Regions from separate parts of the Homo sapiens genome. Here region 1 is linked to region 2. A link is a loop called in an ENCODE intact Hi-C map of the cell type or tissue named here. Cell type or tissue: MCF 10A. All regions are shown on one strand. Each heading gives the region's core, and the rest is flanking DNA. Links, peaks and the distances in the headings are about the cores only.

Region 1 (9,956 bases), core at 704-8,703, 64 kb after region 2:
CAGTTAAAACTTCAAAGTACCAAAACTGTTTACGTTCACAGGAAAAAGAAGACTAAGAAAACTAATGATCTTCTATATGCAGTTCAAAAGGAGGCCTCTCAAATTACCAAGGTATCATGAGGTGAGGAGATATAAAGAGGACTTTATCATTTATCATACTTATCTTTCATGAAAGCTTTCATAAATCACAATAATTGTTATCTATTTTATTGTTTATGCAATGCCTACTCTTCCCATTTGACTGTGAGTCCCAGAAGGGTAGAGACCACATCTGCCTTGTTCATCCTTGCACAACCAAGCCTAAAAAAAATTGGAACATGGTAAATAGCCAAGAAATATTTATTGAATGAATAGAATTTGACCTAAATTTCAAGACTGTGAATACGACACGAAGGAGGCCCAGATGAACTCTCAAAGTCCACAGTCGCTGGGGATTGAGTTAAGAGCAATATCGTGTCTCATTAAGCTTGAGGTCATCCCATATTGAAAGATGCCAAGAGACCAGATTGGTTTCACAACCTCTAGAAGACCTTGATCCTTTCCTGATCACCCATGCCAGTGAGCACACAGGGATTTCCTGAAGGACCTTTGAAATAAAGAACATTTCATGGCAGAGGGTCACCCTTGACATTCCTGCCTCGTGACACTGTAATAAAGCCATTTAGCCAGGCAGCTTCAGAGAGAGGGCTCAGCCCAGACTATTTTCTATGCTGTGACAGATTCAGCTCCTCCATGGATCAGCATACTCAGGTCAGTGAACACTGCCCTTCAACCTGTTTGAAACATTTTCTAGTTCATTCTTGTTGGGGAATAATTGCATTCTTTCCATTTTAAATTAGTTTCCCTATTGTGCTTTAACGCTGAGTTTTTATGTAACATTCTAGTAAGATCTTCAGACACCCCAGCAGGGGGTTATATTACACATAAAATTGTTGCTTAAGTGACATGATTTTTGGACCCCTGCCATTTGGGTATAACTTCTCATTTTTGCCCTTCAAATGAACTGTATATAAATAGACTCAAAATAAACTCATTATGGAGATGGAAGTTGAACATATGTCTGAAATGTCACAGCATTCTTTGTAGCCACTGTAAGATTGTCTACAGATTACCATTTTTATTTTCAATAATAAAACTTTTACTTTGAAGCTAAGTTCTAGAGTTTAAAGCACAGCTCAACAAATTTTTGTTTGATACAGAAACACCATTTTTTAAAGTCTTATTTTCTGCCAGTGGAGTACCACTGGGAATTTTATAATAGTTAAATGACAAAAATTCATGTCACAACTCTGTTAACACAAATAGCTTTTTCAAGAGTTCAGCAACAATCTGGCTTTATTTGCCCATATTCAAGTGTCAAAGATAATATAAATCAAACATGTTCTAATGTATATGTGTAGAAAGTCCTCAGTATAAATGTGTTCAACAAATAATTGTAAATGGAATCAAACTTTTAGGAAAGAAGAGGAAAATTAAATGTTTGGAATAAAAAATTTGAGCTAAGACCATATAGGCTCCAAGTTCAGACTACTGATTAAGCTGTGAGCTATAAACTCATATTAAAAGATGGTTTGGGGTTTAAAGAAACTTACGTTACTCAGAATTGTCTATATTTTGCTTTGGTAACAAATATCACCAATATCACAGTGTCATAATAACAAAAGTTTATTTCTCACTCAGATAAAGGCCACTGTCCAGATGACTTTGATGTGTGGCATTTCCTTCTCAACACCAAGTTTCTGGCATCACTGGACCAGAAATAATCATGGAGACATCCACATCAGCTCCTCAGCAGCTAAGTCTCAAAGTAAGTCTTTTTGTTTTGTTTTGTTTTGTTTTTTGAGATGGAGTCTCGCTCTGTCACCCAGGCTGGAGTATAGTGGCTTGATCTTGGCTCACTGCAAGCTCCACCTCCCGGGTTCACACCATTCTCCTGCCTCAGCCTCCCAAGTAGCTGGGACTGCAGGCACCTGCCACCACGCCCAAGTAATACTTTTTTTGTATTTTTAGTAGAGACGGGGTTTCACCGTGTTAGCCAGGATGGTCTCGATCTCCTGACCTCGTGATCCACCCGCCTCGGCCTCCCAAAGTGCTGGGATTACAAGCGTGAGCCACCATGCCCAGCCCAAAGTAAGTCTTTTAATTCCCAGTCTTGGACCACTGTGCAAGACTAATCGCAAAGTCCCATGCAATGCAAAGGGGCTAGGAAATGTAGTTTCCCTAACTACAAAAAGGTGAAGAGAACTGGTGACATTGAATTCTAATAATAATAATGTTTACCTCAAAACTCCATCAAAATAAGACAAGTTTAACTTGAAACTGCACCTGTCTGTACTGGGTTGAATAATATTCCTCAAAATTTATGTCTACCAGGAACTTCAGTGTAGGATCTTTCTGGGAAATAAGGTCTTTGGAGATGTAGTTAGTTAAGATGAGGTCATACTGCTTTAGGATGGGCCCTAAACCCAAAGACTGGTGTCCTTAGAAGAAGGTCATATGAAGATTTAGAGAGGCACACAGGGAGGCTATCTGTGACAATGGAGATAGAGATTGAAGGGATGCATCTACAAGTAAAAGAATGCCATTGGTGGCCAGCAGCCACCAGAAACTGGACATGGAACAGATTCCCTTCAGATCATCCAGAAGAAGCCAGCCTTGTCAAAACCTTGATTTCAGAATTCTAGCTTCTAGAACTGTGAAAGCATAAATTTCTGCTACTTTAAGGCAAGAAGTTTGTGGTAATCTGTTATGGCAACCCTAAGAAATTAATATACCATCCCCTAAAAAAAAAAAAAAAAAAGTAGTAGGTAGACAGTTAATCACTTCTCACTTGTTCCTGACCTACAGACAAATGCAGAAACACAGTCACAGCAGCTCCCCGTAGGGGCTTGGCTTTGTTTTAACTCAGGATATTCATTTTGAAGGAATAGTCATAAAATACATTACGCTGAACTATTTAAACTCAACGGGGCATCATTTAATGTTCGACCAAAGGATCCATCTGCTTTCCTTAGGTTAATATTCTGTTAAAGTATTTGTTCTGGAACTCTGGAAATTTGTGAAGAATTTGAAGTCTCCAGGGAAGCTAAGAGCATTTAGAATGGAACTAATGGTCTGTACATTTCATTGTATTTTTACTGCTTCAGCAGCAATGTAGAGGTTAGGCATATTGAGTTGGGGTTAGAAACTAGGGTTAAACACTTAAAAGAATGTCAGGCATTCTGTGCCAAGGTCACCATTTAGCAATTTCACAAATAACTAAATGGAATGCCAAAAATAGGTTACAATAAAAATCAGGCCAATGAGAAGACAGAAGTGAAGAACTTAAATTATTTATTTATTTTAATGATATATCAGACATCTTGTAAGATACCATCTCTCTTCTGGAGAATACTTTATTCTCTACTCCAATTGCAGTCTTCCAGCAATAGATTAAATCATGCCATTTCCAGAATGTTTTTAGCCTGTTTTGTTTTCCTAAGATCACTCTCTACTGAATGTTTGCAATGAAGCAAAATAAACTACAAAACACTGCAATTTCTATTACATCAATTTATTGACATTAATATTTAGTTTCACTTTGCAAATGCAACCACCTTTGAAGCATGCTTATTGTTCTTTGCTGCATCTTATTTCAAGCTAATTTCTATCAATGTAGGTATCTGAGCTTTCGTGGCATATCTAGTTAGATGAAAGAAAAATCACTGAAGTGGCCTACTGCAACAATGAAATACATTCCGGCATTATCTGTGTTAACACTGCCATTTGTACCTCTAAGGGTCTAATTTACTTCAGCAATGTTCCATGAAGGGCATTGGCCAATGTAAAAAATCTGTATTGAGGATTATAGTCAAATATATAATTTTAACATATCCAAATGGATGTATGTGTAATTACTGAATCTATAATAACTAATACCATCATATCTTGAAAGATAGGATTTTCATGCTTATATCTCCAATAAATTGACATGGTTTTCCTTAAGAGTGAATTGATTTTATATTACCATAACTGGACTAAAATAGACTGAAATGTTCTTTGCGATGATTGCCATTAAGTGAAACAAGAATATTAAAATGAGTAGCTAGGCAAGAAAACAGACCTCTTATATCTCTGTAGAATATAGTACTTATTTGTTTTGGAATGTAAAGACCAGAATCAGTATCAATTTTCTTGATATAATTCACATACCTAGGTGATTTATGTTTTTCCAATTTGCAGAGAATACAATTGTTCTTCCATTTCTTCCAGTCTTTCAAGTGCAGCCTGGGTATTTTTTCATCATTTAATAGAGTCTAATTGTTTTTAACCCGCATGTCAATACTGTCCAAAAGTTTGTTAAAAAACATTCCTTCAGAATTTGGATCTGCTGAATTGAAGAGACCTGATTTCAGCTCCACCAGATGCAGATATGTGTTTTGTTTTCTGGTTATCACTGTCATACAGCTTAAAACATGTATGCTTTTCAGAATATAGTTGTCTAGGCAAACTGTCAGATGTATGAAATTCAATATTGGTATATGCAAACACCGCAAACTTTTCTTTAAGGAGTAGATGGGAGAATATGTTTATAATATTAGGAATCCTAGACTATATTTTCAAGTTATCTGAGCAGCTATGACCCTTAGGTGGAAGTGTTATATATAATACGTTAAAAACATTTTGCTTTCCTCGCTAACGATTTGTTCCTTTTCAATTCAAATTTGAATAATTTGTCATGTATTATTATTTCTGTTAAATGTATACTGTATTTAAGATGGATATATTTGGTGGCTGTATTTGTTCTGATATCTTATGATCTAAATTATGAGGTACCAAGATTGTTTCTCTGTTTATTTTTTCAAATTATGTTTAGAAATACTGTAATAAATATTCAGTAGTGATATAAAATTAAGAATTATATCAAATACAATATAAAAGCCATTACCTATGAACTGATCCATGCCTCATTTTGTATAAGTTTTATTCTGTGATCTCTTGTTCACTTAATATCTTGTTAAATGCTGATATCTCAGTCTTTCTGAAGCCCTGAAATGGTAATTTTAGCAGTTCAGAAAATGTCTTTCATTTCAATCAATAAAAAACTTCTGTAAAAAAAATTACTGAATAGACAACTGTTCCACATTTACACTTATTAAAAACTGACATAAACAAACACAATCTGTACAAAAAATATCCCAAATCCCATGTCACTTTGGAACAGTAATATTGAAAGACATTGTCGCCTAAGACCCCCTCTTCCTCTGCCACGGCCATGTCCTCTTCCTCTACTTCTGCCTCAGCTTCTTCCTGCAACAGCTTCCCTTTTCTTAGATTTCACCTTAAGTTCACCATCCACAAGTAGTGTATCCAGAGATAAACTGTCTGGTAGAATAAAATATCAATGTTATTTCTTCGAATACTCAGTGTTTCCAGCTGTACAGTTTCTCTGTTCTTCAGGGTCATTTTCACAGCTTTAAGATGTGTATTCATGCTGACATCCACACCACTGGATCAGTGGGTTCCAGTGGTTAATCTCCCTGAACGGTGATGGCATCTGAATGAAAATAACTGAACCAAATTGCACTGAAGTTTTTGAAATACCTTTGTAATTACTCAAGCCGTTACTCCCTACACTGACGCAAGGATTACAGAAACTGATGTCAAGGAGGTGAGTGAGTTCAACTACCTGTTCTGGGGGCCTGGACATAAAAGACTTTGCAAATAGAAAGAGGTGAAAATGAAGAAGAAAGCTGTATTGAAACAGAAATACAAGTCAAAAGGAACAATTACAAAGAATCATGCAGGAAGGAAAACTAGGTATTGATTTAGAATGGTTGAGTTACATTAAAATAAACCAAATATGCTTTGTTAAAGTTTAAATGTGCAGCCACAATTTGAGTATTTTTGGTTTATATGCCCTCAAGTAAAGGAAAAGCTGAAAGAATTAATCATATTTGAAAACCATATTTTATTGTATTTTGATTAGATATTAAATTTGCAGTTTTATTATAAATTGTACTGTTATTTTATGACATGAAAACTTATACTATAAATTTGGACTGCTATAGACTGCTTAGGTCCAACTTCAAGCGGATCTGCATTTTTTTATGTCATATTAAATATTTATTTTCTGCAGACTGACTTCGGAGTAATTCTTGAGCCAGGAGGGGAGGAATTAGTGTTCAAATTGCTGAGATCTTAGGTCAAAACGCTACAGAAAATAATCACTATGTAAAAAACAGTGACTTAGAGGCAGTCACCCCTTGCCAGCAATTCCAAGAGTTGAGGCTTCATGCCTCAAGACATAGTGACAAGAGTTGAGTGAACCAGAAATTGAGGCAGTGAAGGTTTTTACAGGGAAAGAAACAAACTGTGGGTGTATGGGAGAAATGGAAGAGGGTGACAGACTGGGGAAATGATAAAGGCCATTTTGGAAGCCCACAGGGAAGTGGTCTTGGGAACCTGGAGACACTGGCAGATTCAGAAGGCCAAGGGGATCTAGCTTATACTTTGGAGGCAGGGTGCTGGAAGTGAAGGCAGGTAAGCCATGTCAAGAGCCTGGGAGGCAGGGGAAAACTGGAAGGGGACCCCAGGTGAAGAAGGGTTTGGGATGGGGTGCAGAAGTCCATGGAGACGACTGGCAGATCGACTTTTTGTTTTGTTTTGTTTTTAAATGCAAGTTGACATTTTATTAATATGTTATCATTTCAAACATGTATTAGCATAACTGTTGTGGTTGTAAATGGTGTAACCATCACCTTAAAAATCAGAAGCAAGACAAAAACATATGACTACTATTAGTTAACATTGTTCTGAATTTTCTAAATGAACACATTCAGAAAAAGAGATCTGCAGTATAAAAATTGTAAATATTGCCATTATTTTCTGAAACTGTTTACCTGGAGGATCACTTATAAATAATTTACTAAGAAATCTAGGAACAAAACAATCACTCAAATCAATGGATATAAAAAAGACACCACTACTTCTATGATGAAAATATTTATGAGGACAAAATATGAAAATAGAGGAAAGTATGAGATGGCAATAGCTTTCAACTAATTTTCAGAGATACTAGTAAATGAAAATAATTAAAGCAATGTAGTACTGATGAATTCACAGACAGATCAGGAGAACAGTATAGTGTGTGTATCTACTTCTGTATCCCTTCTAGGTATCTGTGTATCTTTCTATATGCAAGATATATATCCATGTATCTTGCACCTGATGGAGAAGGAAGGATCTGGAGCTTCTGCCCAGAATAAATACAGCAGACACCACTTAAAGAAGCCCAGAGTCAAAAAATATTAATTCTATGGAGAAGTTTATTCAAGTGAAATAGCTTAATTTCAATTTTTAACTTTCATGTTTTTGAAATCAGTAAGAAATTGCACTGGGAACTGAGAGTCAGATATACATGTAGAAATGTTGCCGCCTACATCACTCTGCCAACAATCAGGCATGGGAATGGCCAAGTCCTTACTTCAGGGAGTGGGGAGAGTGATAAAGTTAAAAAATATTAAACAGAAGTTTTTCTTAAATTTTTTCCTTAAAAATATTTTCTTTCCATGTTACAGAAAATGCTATATGCTAATATTTGGTTTATTCTGTGAGCTTTCAACTCTGACTTTTATGTAATGGGCTTGTATATCATCTACTTGATCATATCTCTGTCTCATGTCCCCACTAAACAGAAGAATTCTTAAAGTCAAGAATGATTAACAAGATTGATTCTTTGCCTCAAGCATTGTAGGACTATTTTTTTAAATCTCATGATATTAACAATAGTGCTCGAACTAATAGGAGTAAAAAAAATGGACTTATCTGGCTCTTAGAACATTTTATAGAATTATGCAACAAGAGTAAATTAAAATATTTTTGAATGACTTCTGCACAACAGTTACTGAGGATGCAATTATGAAGGCAAACATAGTACCTGCCTTCCTTGATTTTAGAGTCTAGGGAAGATTTTAAAACCCAAAATAAACCAAAAATACTTATCTTCTATTCTTTGGAGATGGCTCTCTAAACTGCTCAATTTGTGCTTCTTGTAGGTTAACTGAAGATAATACTAAATACGATATTTATGTCTTTCCATTCCTTATCAGATTATCTCTTCTAGAATTTATGTCCACACTGTTTTATCATATCAGCTAAGTGCTTTTTGAGATTCAGTAACTAATACCTGACAGAGAAAATTAATATATACTACACCATTTAATTTCTAACCTATCGATACTATTTAATTTGAATGGCCTTTAAGGCACTCACAAATAATAGACCACCTACCATTTAAATTCCATCTCAGCCTCCAAATATAATTAAGAGAAAAGTAAGAACAAAAGTTGATTTTCCCAGAATCTGGGAACAATTTACAATGTTAGCATTAATCAATGTTAAATATGATACTATATCAACATTTACTTCTTTACACTATGTGACTATGCTATGTACTCAACCTCTTATGCTGCTATAATCAATGCAGAAGCTCTTTATACCGCCTTTTCAAAGCATTAAAATTCAAATCCAAACCATTAAACATTATATTTCATGTTTGCCTACTCTTAATCTGCAATACAACAATTAAAAACCATAAAATAGTGATGTAAAATCTATAATGAAAAGAGTTACTTCCCTCTGAGATTTGACTAATATTATGACAATCTGCTTTCTTGTTACTATACATTTTAAATGAAGTGATGTGTCTTGTGCCAGTATTTAAAAACTCTCTTTTGGATTCCTACCAAAAATAGTACTTCAGGCTAAACCTCAAAGACAAAAAACATTTAGTAGATTTGTTGAAATGGAGTTTAATATTCACATTAGTTGAGGCTCCTTTTTTGATAGGTGATATAATTCTAATATAGTCTCATTTAGAAATTTACAGTAAAAGAGCACACCACAACTTCTTGAGAACAACTTGGGAGATATCATAGAATATTATACTTTTTAAAAATATTCTTGAAAAAAGTAAAGAGTCTAATTTTAACGTGGGGTGAGGAGTGAGAAAAGAACAAGTAATATCTTACCACTGAAATTCAGAAACATATTAATTTTTTTATTCCTGTAGTAGTAAACTAAAAAGTAGAAAAGCAAATATTGTTAGACATATTCTAAAAGTTTTAAAAATCAATTTTATTATGCAATCATTAAATTACATCCTTATTTTTCTATAAAATTAGGCATCTATTTTGCTTTAAAATTTTTAAGTACATATAAGTTCTAATTACTAAAGATATTGTCCTAAATATTCTATTGTTAAGAGAATCAATATCTTTCCATTTCTGTGGATAAAAAGCACGGACAGAAACACTGCACCAATAAGAAATCACAGAGGAATATAAGCTTTCAGGATGCTAGGACTGTTGCAGACACCTGGGACAAATCCTATCTCTTCCTGTGAGGATACAGAAAATGAGAAATTGATGTAGTTTCTTCCACTATCAGCGAGATTATTGAAACTAGAGCCCAGGAACAGGAACCAAGAAATCATAAGCAAACAGCAAGCGACAGCCTGCTCCTAAAATATCAGCAACTAAAAATCTTAGAAGTTCGAACTTGTCATCTTTCTGTTAGGGAGTAATCTCTTTGCCTGCTAGGTAATGGAAATTTTTGAAGAAAATTTGCACATATGCCAAGTGCCACCTTCATCTGGCATATGTATAAATCTCAACTACAGCACAGACGTCAAAAGTCAAAAGTCTGCTATAAAATGGGTGTCCATAACAAGTCTCATCTTATAAATACAATAGAAGCATTTTTGGTTGAAGTTAGAGCATGTCTCCCAAGGAAGGTAGCTTACGATACTGATAATGCAAACTTAAATGTGTCTGTCCTTACTAAATCTTACTGTCTTGGTTATAAAGATACTACAAATTCAATCCACAGTGAGTAAATGAAATTTATGAAATAAATGTAGGTATGGATGCCCTGAAATATTTAATAAAGATCATTAATCTCCTCTCCAAAAAGGC
Region 2 (9,956 bases), core at 1,081-9,080:
AATTTTGGCTTTTGTTGCCATTGCTTTTGGTGTTTTAGACATGAAGTCCTTGCCCATGCCTATGTCCTGAATGGTAATGCCTAGGTTTTCTTCTAGGGTTTTTATGGTTTTAGGTCTAACATTTAAGTCTTTAATCCATCTTGAATTGATTTTGGTATAAGGTGTAAGGAAGGGATCCAGTTTCAGCTTTCTACATATGGCTAGCCAGTTTTCCCAGCACCATTTATTAAATAGGGAATCCTTTCCCCATTGCTTGTTTTTCTCAGGTTTGTCAAAGATCAGATAGTTGTAGATATGCGGCATTATTTCTGAGGGCTCTGTTCTGTTCCATTGATCTATATCTCTGTTTTGGTACCAGTACCATGCTGTTTTGGTTACTGCAGCCTTGTAGTATAGTTTGAAGTCAGGTAGTGTGATGCCTCAGGCTTTGTTCTTTTGGCTTAGGATTGACTTGGCGATGCGGGCTCTTTTTTGGTTCCATATGAACTTTAAAGTAGTTTTTTCCAATTCTGTGAAGAAAGTCATTGGTAGCTTGATGGGGATGGCATTGAATCTGTAAATTACCTTGGGCAGTATGGCCATTTTCACGATATTGAGTCTTCCTACCCATGAGCATGGAATGTTCTTCCATTTGTTTGTATCCTCTTTTATTTCATTAAGCAGTGGTTTGTAGTTCTCCTTGAAGAGGTCCTTCACGCCCCTTGTAAGTTGGATTCCTAAGTATTTTATTCTCTTTGAAGCAATTGTGAATAGGAGTTCACTCATGATTTGGCTCTCTGTTTGTCTGTTCTTGGCAATAGATGCAGAAAACGCCTTTGACAAAATTCAACAACCTTCATGCTAAAAACTCTCAATAAATTAGGTATTGATGGGACGTATCTCAAAATAATAAGAGCTATCTATGACAAACCCACAGCCAATATCATAATTAATGGGCAAAAACTGGAAGCATTCCCTTTGAAAACTGGCACAAGGCAGGGATGCCCTCTCTCACCACTCCTATTCAACATAGTGTTGGAAGTTCTGGCCAGGGCAATTAGGCAGGAGAAGGAAATAAAGGGTATTCAATTAGGAAAAGAGGAAGTCAAATTGTCCCTGTTTGCAGACGACATGATTGTATATCTAGAAAACCCCATTGTCTCAGCCCAAAATCTCCTTAAGCTGATAAGCAACTTCAGCAAAGTCTCAGGATACAAAATCAATTGAAAGAATATTTTCATTGAAAAGTCCTGAATTAACTACGACTGGCTTGTGGGTAAATGAATATGGTAGGTTTTTTGAATTTTCATAGGAATTCTACTTCAGAAAAGGCTACTACTGTTTTCCCCTCTCCAGATATGATTAGACTTGATTAGTAAGGTTCAACTGTTCACAAAGATGGTGAATGCCATCCCAACACCTATTGGAAATTGGTTTTATATTTAGATTTATATAACTCCTTATATGAATATATTTAAATAAATGGGAAACACCTCCACTGTCTCAGAATGAAACAAGACTTACCTGTGTTATAATTTGTGTTGAGTCGCTTGTTAAAGGCAAGGGCTGAAGATATGGTAACAATGTCTACTTTATATTTTTGGTCCTAACTATGCCAATCTAATTAGAATTCCCTGTATCAAAAAAATGCTATCTTTCAATTATTGAGAGGCATTTTAGTGTGACTTAATGTCATACCAAATAAAGAATATTTAACACTTCTCACATTTTATCAATGATCTATAAGATCAGATGCTTTTAAAAGTTAGTGGGAAAAGAAATAGTAGCAAGTTATACTTTTGTAATCTTTGATATCTAAGTGAGACTAAATTATAATTTAGAATTGTCTTTAAACAGCTATTCAAATACATTTAAAACTGTAGTATTACTGTGTATGTGTAATTGGTAATGGTGTTTTTTCCAACTCATTAGAAGAATTAAAGTAGAGGAGATATACACAAATTTTTAAAATATGTGTGATTACAAGACTTAAGGTAATTCAAAACAAAATCACAGACTTTTTAAAAAAGACATATTTAGGAGGAGAAACAGAGAGAAGTATATAGATTCATGATACATTTAGGAAGTAGAAGCTACCAGCCTTAATAATTGTGTTGTGGGAACTAGCAGAGAAAAAAAAATGAATGTTTCAAGCATGCTTACAGGTATCTATATTTTTACAACTAGGTGAATGGTGTTCCCATTCAATAAGTGAGATAAGAACCTTGAGATAAGAACACTGAGATAAGAACATTTTATTAAAAGGAAAAAGTCTTCCCTTTCAGGAAAGAAAGGTGGTAAAAAATAGCAAGGGAAGGCTCTTTCTTTGATGATCAGCAAAAAAAAAATTACACACAAAAGTGTATTTTTCAAAACATCAGAGGAAAATTTGAAAATAAATTCCCTAAATTTTTATTTAAAGAAGTTAGGAAAGAATAGCAAAATAAAGATAAGAAACGAGAAGTAAATAATTACCTAAGAATATAAATCAATAAAATACAATGCAGATATACATAAAAGAAATCAACAGATTCTAAAATAAGTAATTTGAAGTTAATAAGAAAATGTATAAACCCAAGAAAAACTAAAGGAAAAAATACAAATTGCCAATCTCAGGAATAAAAATGTAACATTATTACAAATCCTTAGGGATGAAAAAGATAAAATACTTAGAACAAATGTGTAACAATAAATTTGATACTTTTGATGAAATGGAAAAGGTCAAGGTATTATATCAGACACAAGAAAAATGCTAAGTGTTGTATCTGACACAAAAATAAATTAAGGTCTAAATAATCCTAGGTCTGTGCAAATGTTAATAGATAAATAGAAACTTTCCCAAAAATAAAAGCCTAGGACCAGATTGTGAATTATTGGAAATCTTTCAGGAAGAAATAAAACTATTCTTACACAAGCATTTTCAGAAAATACATTACAAACGGAATATTTTCCAATTCATTTCATAGGATTAGCATAAGACTGATTCTAAATGGCTAGCACACTACAAGAAACAGCATAGGCCAATATCCCTCAGGAACATATTTGCCAAAATGTTCAACATAATAGTTTTAAAATAATCCAATAAAAAAAAGAATATGACTAAGTGGAGCTTATTTCATGAATATAAGGTTGGTTTTAATTATGAAAATGCATCATTGTATTATACTACATTAAGAGAATAAAAGGGATCAATAAGGCCATGGCATTGTTATGATCAGAAAAAACCAACAAGAAATAAATTGAACTTCCTTATCTAATAAAGGGCACCACAAAAAACTACATCTAACATGACATTTATTGATGAAATAACAAACATTCCCCACTGGGAATTTGACTGTCATCTCATATTGGTAGAGTGGGAGCCATGTGAATAAGTGAGATTATTAGACAGAATATAAACTGAGAAAGGAAGAGAGCCTAAGATGATTTTTGAGGAATTTCAACACTAAGCTGTAGAAAGAAAAAAGACTGAAAATACCACCCAGAAATGCAGAACAATATACATGAGACCATAATGTCATATATTCCAAGGAAAGAAAGTGTTTCAAGAAGGAGAGCAGTCCGGGCACAGTGGCTAACGCCTGTAATCCCAGCACTTTGGGAGCCAAGGTAGATGGATCACCTGAGGTCAGGAGTTCAAGACCAGCCTAACTAACATGGTGAAACCCTATCTCTACTAAAAATACAAAACATTAGCTGGGCATGGTGGTGGGCACCTGTAATCCCAGCTACTCGGGAGGCTGAGGCAGGAGAATCACTTAAACCCAGGAGGTGGAGGTTGTGGTGAGGTGAGATCATGCCATTGCACTCCAGCCTGGGTGACAAGAGCAAAATTCAAAATTCCATTAAAAAAAAAAAAGGAAGAAGAAGAAGGAGAGCATAGGAGAGCATAGGAGAGCATGAGCATGATCTTTATTATTATTTTCTTCTCCCCCACTGCCAGAAACCAAGTTTAGGCCTGTATAAGTCATCTCTTGCTGTGTAACAAACCAAAAAATATCTTTATTATACAATGATTAAGTATTTACTTTGACCATTGACCATTCACCAGTGAGTTAGTTGGGGTTCAGCTGATTTAGACCGGCTTTTTAGCTGGATAGCAGTAATCCGAAGGTCCCATCTGGGTCTGCTTCATTGATCTCTTACTCTCTTTGAGAATGTTGTGTTTTCTTGTTTGTTTGTTTTCTCTCATGTAAACAGCAGAGATGCAAAAGGGCAAACAAATATATGATTTACCAAAGCAAATCACATGACTGGGCCCAAAGCCAAGAGGTGAGGTGCATTTTTACTGGAGGGCACTGCAAGGTCAACTATCAAAAGGCAGATCTGGAGAGGGATAATAGTGATAGTTGTACAACAGTGTGAATATACTTAATGCCATTGACCTGTACACCTAAAAATGGTCAAAATGTTAACTTTCATGATGTATATTTTACTACATACCAAAAAATAAGTCAACATTGACAGTAAGCAGGAAATTCCATCCTTTGCAGCTATTTAAACTAAGGACAAAACCTTTCTTAGATGCCAACATCAGTGTATGAGCAGGTACCTAGTTTCACAAAATAGCTTTGCAAGGGTGGAGGAAAAGTACCTACATATAAAAGCAAGAAGCCAGTAAATTAGATCATGGAGAATCTTGAACCTGTGAAAGAAAATGAAATAAAATTTTACTAAATAGCAGTTGGAGAGGTCATGAGAGGAAAGATAAACCACAAAATGTTTCCATAGACTTGAATAAACAACTGAAGTCACTGTTCATCATCTTTCAACATCTCTCAGTTGGGGGTAACCTCATCAACTAACCAGTAAGAACAGTTTTGCAATTTAGGATTTTTGCCAAGCCCATGAACTGCCTCTGAAAACACTTTTGTGGAAATCCCCTATGAAAAACATCTCCTACACTTGCCTTAGAAGTCCTAAGAGGTTGAGACTGGATCCAAATATCACTGCCTGGAGGACCCAGCTGGGAAACCAGAAAAGAATCATGCTGGCCGGGCACGCTGGCTCACGCTTATAATCCCAGCACTTTGGGAGGCCAAGGTGGGTGGATCACGAGGTCAGGAGATCGAGACCATCCTGGCTAACATGGTGAAACCCCGTCTCTACTAAAAAAATACAAAAAAAAAAAAATTATCCGGGCGTGGTGGCGGGGACCTGTAGTCCCAGCTGCTCGAGAGGCTGAGGCAGGAGAATGGCGTGAACCCGGGAGGCGGAGCTTGCAGTGAGCCAAGATCATGCCACTGCACTCCAACCTGGGCATCAGAGTGAGACTCTGTCTCAAAAAAAAAAAAAAAAAAAAGGAATCATGCTGCCCCTCATCTGTCATGTCACCACACTCCTCTTACATCATCACTGTACATCTCTACATCATCTTGGCTACTCTAATGTCATCACAATGGCTCCAAGGCATCACAGCTTCTCTTTCAGCTTTTTGTAGCTGTAAGGATTACCTAAACAGGATTGCCACATCTTTCTAGAACCCTCTGAGAATCCAGTGAAAAGCTCTATGCTTGCTCCCTGAGAAAAGCATACAGCATTGTGCAACAAGTTCTGGGTGACCGCACAAGTGAAAGTTAAGAGCCGACGCATTAAAGTAGCTGAAATGGGGGACCTCTAGAAGGTTAAAGGACCAAAGGAAGTTTGAGCACCAGCCTGTACCCCATCCACCCTTGCCCAAGCCAACCATGGCTGCCCAAGCAGTCCTAATGGTGACTTCTGCGGGCCCTAGACATTTTCCCTTAGTGGGCCCCTTCCTCCATATAAAAATTTTACTTTACAACTGATTGGTGTAATGAGGAATATACCAATATTATCTGCTAAAACATTTTTTTCAACCTAAAATAAATAGCACAGGGCATAGGTATTGGAGGGAGTGGGAAATTGTGCCAGTAACTGAATCTACCAAAAGGCCCTATTATCTGGGCTATTTTGTTAGTGTCATCTAAAGTAAGACTACAACCAGAGGCTTTTAATTACACTGTGCTTGTCTGAAAATCCCTAAATTGCCTCCAGTAGTCACAGATACATTTTGAGGGATTTGTTATGCAGTAGTCACCATGCCTGGTGCCACATTAGGTTGCCACCATGGGCATAGCTGATAAAGTCAGCAATGGCCATCCATCCTAAAGATAGTGTGAAATGATCCAAGAGGCTGACAGTCTGTTTAACAGAAGCACTCTGTACTGGATAATGACTGATTAATTCAACCAAATTAATTGTCTTGTGAGAGTTTTAATTTGAGATGGAAAGAGGGGCTGGATCATACCCATGCAGATTAATAAAATTGTTATTAGGTCTTCAGACCTTCTCTCAAGAAAAAATGTAACTACTGTTACAATCTTAACAGCAGTGAATGACACTTCAGGTCTCCATGTGGGTTGGCTGTGCTGTTACTGAGAATTTTTCCTGTCCTTAGGTACATGTCTTAACCAAACTCATACTTCTCCAATCTATCTTCTAATTTTCTGCTAGATTAATTTTTCTTAAATTAAATGTTTTATCACTCACAGGACAAAATACACACTCTTTCTATATTTTAAAGAAAAGGAACCTCAGATTATTGTGACCCTTAAAGAATTTCCTGAACAACATACAGATTATAATGTGATGTTATTTATAAAATATCTCTAGTTTATAAACTTGAAAATCAACATGCAATTCTATCAGGCTGAAAAATCTATTATAGACTTTAGTACAAAGTGGATTGTTTTTTAATTTTCCCCGTTAGGTAAGATCATGTACTCAAGTAATACATTATTGTAAAGGATCATGCACTGGTTACACTTCAATTTGAGCTCACAATAAATTTATTTTTAACATAAATAAACATTAAGAATTTAAATTTAAATGTATTGTAGATGATAAATTTGTACAGAACAGTCAAAAGTAAGATATGGTACTGACAGAAAAAAGAAAAGTAAATATTGTTCTTTGATTGTAAAGCTACCAGGCCTGACCAAAACTTCATCCCTTTTTCAGTACATGTAAACAGCATTCCTTTTAGAAGTATCTGTGATTGACTAAACTGGCATGAAAACTATTATGTTACTGCATATACATATGTGTGTGTGTGTGTGTGTGTGTGTGTGTGTGTCTGTATGCAGAAACTTTAAACAAATACTAGCACTTGTAAGTTGACATTCTCTTACAGTTTTGTAGGACTTTATGAATGATTCATGATTTTGTGCCCACATATTTTTTATTATTAATATAACTTGATTATTTAATTATTATGTTACCTATTACTTTGACAATAAAAACAAAATAGGCCCATTTAGAGAAATGTCTTTTATGAAAATTTGAAATGGGTCATTGGATTCTTATTTACAGTGGTGTCATTTAAACTTACGTTTCAATCTTTTTAATTAAAAAGAAAGCAGCCCTATCTGCTATATGACAAATCAAGACAGTTATCAGCTTTGTATTTATTCTATCTCTATTTGATGCTAAAGGTAATGTGTTACTGACTCAAGTATCCCTTACAGTATTTCCTAATTTTTCTTCTAAAAGTATTTCAACCTCCTTGGTTTAGTCCGAGCTTCTTATCAAGGTATTCTATCAAACTCTTCATAAGCAGGCAAAAGCCTTTCTTTCCAGGCACAACAATAAATCTTTTATTGCAACAAATTTTCTGGCACGATGCAAAATATAAAAATTCGATATTTCCACCTTTTTCCTTCTTTCTGAAAGTGCCTCTCTTCAGTTGTCAAAAATAATTTCAAAGTCTCATTTTTAATATTCAAATATCCCAATCTCTGTGGTGACTTCCCTGAATATTATCTAACACATTGCTTGCTTAGAGTTCCCATGCTGAGAATCATTAGCTATGGAGTCATCATGTTCAGTTGTGCAGTTTGTACACTGCACAAAAGTAGCGAAGGGCAAGAAAGATAACATAAATCCAACCTGTATTCCATTCGCCAAGCCTGTATCCTGGCATCGGCCTGAATCCTCCAGGGGAAAAAAGGGGGAGGATGAGGTCACCTCTTTTATATTTCAAAATACCATCAGTTTTCTAAACCATTTAGTGATAGGACTATTTCTGTTTGGAGGAAGAGCTTGTTCTAATTGATGCACTCAGAGAGTAGTTCCTTCTAATTCACACTCAGTTCTTAGACTAGCTGCAACCCTCACTAACTATAGTATCTCATAGTTACCTCTATATACAACATTTTTCTTGGGCAAATTGTGACATGAGGAAAAACTAGATACTTATTGAACTGTAAATAAATATTTACCCAGTAACTACCCTAGAATCTAGCACATAGAAGATTCTCAGTAAGTGGCAGGTATTCAATGCATTATTCCTCCAGAGGACAAAACTGGGGAGAAGCTTGTATCAAATTTGAGATCCAGAAATGAAACTCTACTATCAGCATTCTTAGCATATTTAGTTGGTTATGATTTAAAATTACTTATCATTATTTTCAAATTGATTATTATATCAATTCATATAAATGGCTAGGATGCCTTTGAATTCAGAAAATATCTACTCCAAAATAAAATTGATTTGTTTTAATTATATATACAGAATTCATGGGATAAAATTTCCTTATTAATTTCTTCACAGGGAGGACAAATGCCTCATTAATTTTAAACATATCAATCTAAGAACACATCAAATAGAATAATGACTGACATTATCAGAAACATAATACACTGCATACCAAAATCAAATTGCTTGTTATTCACCCAGAACAAATACACACCTTTATTTGTGCTTTGTAAGCCTCAAGAGGAGAAATTCAATTGGTATTTAAACTAAAATGGAGGCTGAGAGATAGGCTAGGAGATATTATGTGGTGAGACTACCATTCTATTATTAACAATAATACCTTAATGTGTCATAGTAATGTGTACTATATATGTAAGGATCTCTCTTGTAAAAATACTCTTTTATATTAGGAAATTGTTTAATACAGATATGTCTTTATATCTAACTCCTAGTTTGAGTCAATACCAATGTAAAATGCAGTTCATACACTACAGATGGATTCTGCTTTATCTGAAAATGTGTAACTGTTTTCCCACTGTTGGTTTCTGTGATTTTGTCTGTGTTAATGGGGTTTTAACCATGACTGCACTTACTTATTCATTTCAATACTCACGAATCTTGAGCACCAAGGGAAATGTTAGGACATTAGCAAACAGAACCCATGGGGAATTTTTATGTATAGGGAAATCCACATTCGAATATTTTTAAGACTGTTAGCTGCAGCTTTGTTTATTAGAGAGAAAGTAAAAGGAATTAATGATGCTGACATACATTTCACTTCCCCTACTTTTCCAAACAAAACTTATAAAAGTCACTATGTTTATTATACCTGGTTCAATCCAGGTGTAAAATACGTCTTTACTCCAAAATTAGTTCAGATTTTTAGGTTTGAAGAAGGGAATGCCTTTTTTTTTTTGCTTAAGTCCATTTATTTATTAAGCAAAATTACTTGGAATCTATTATAACTGATACTGTGTTGTGTGCAATAGCACAAAGATTATTCAGACACACCTTGTGCCTCTTACAGGACACAAAGCTGAGTAAAAATCAGCTTTAGAGTCCCTACTCTAAAGAGTTTACAGTCCAGTAGGGAAGACAGGCATATAAAAATAATTATCACAAATATTGTAAGCGGAGCAATCATAACATGCACAATATATTTCAGGACCTTGGAGAGCCTGGAAGCTTTAGGAAGGTCTTTCCAAGGAAAGTGGTGCTTGTGATTTCTCACTAACAGTTATACAAGTCAATGGGTGAGGAAGTAGCATGGAAGTCCATTTCATAGAATACGGCAATGAATTATCATTGGGGGAAAATGAGGCCAGAGAGGACACAGAGCTCACATCAGGAAGGGATCAGGTATTCAGCAGGTGACTGGCATGATCAATGTGTGAATGAATGGAGGGCAGACATGAAGGGGCACAAGACCAAAAGCAGAGAAACCAGTTGGAGGACTTGAGTAATTTGTTTAAGAGAGAGA

What was found. Peaks named below come from ENCODE experiments on the same cell type or tissue, not always from the same donor. Only the 100,000 strongest peaks of a DNase experiment are listed, where the experiment ranks them.
Region 1: a loop joins it to region 2, with 2.9 times the contacts of the local background. A loop is called at or near these places in 2 of 110 quality-filtered maps.

The regions. Positions count from the first base shown.
Region 1 is chr12:87,815,432-87,825,387 of GRCh38, forward strand. It overlaps the pseudogene GADD45AP1. Among named protein-coding and RNA genes, the nearest start is that of LINC02258, 52 kb to the left of the region's middle. RefSeq lists an enhancer at 5,166-6,365. In MCF 10A, for the core only: no CTCF peak of the experiment used is centred there; DNase peaks (open chromatin) are centred at 960 and 5,630.
Region 2 is chr12:87,751,475-87,761,430 of GRCh38, forward strand. No RefSeq gene overlaps it. Among named protein-coding and RNA genes, the nearest start is that of LINC02258, 12 kb to the right of the region's middle. In MCF 10A, for the core only: no CTCF peak of the experiment used is centred there; DNase peaks (open chromatin) are centred at 4,827 and 5,457.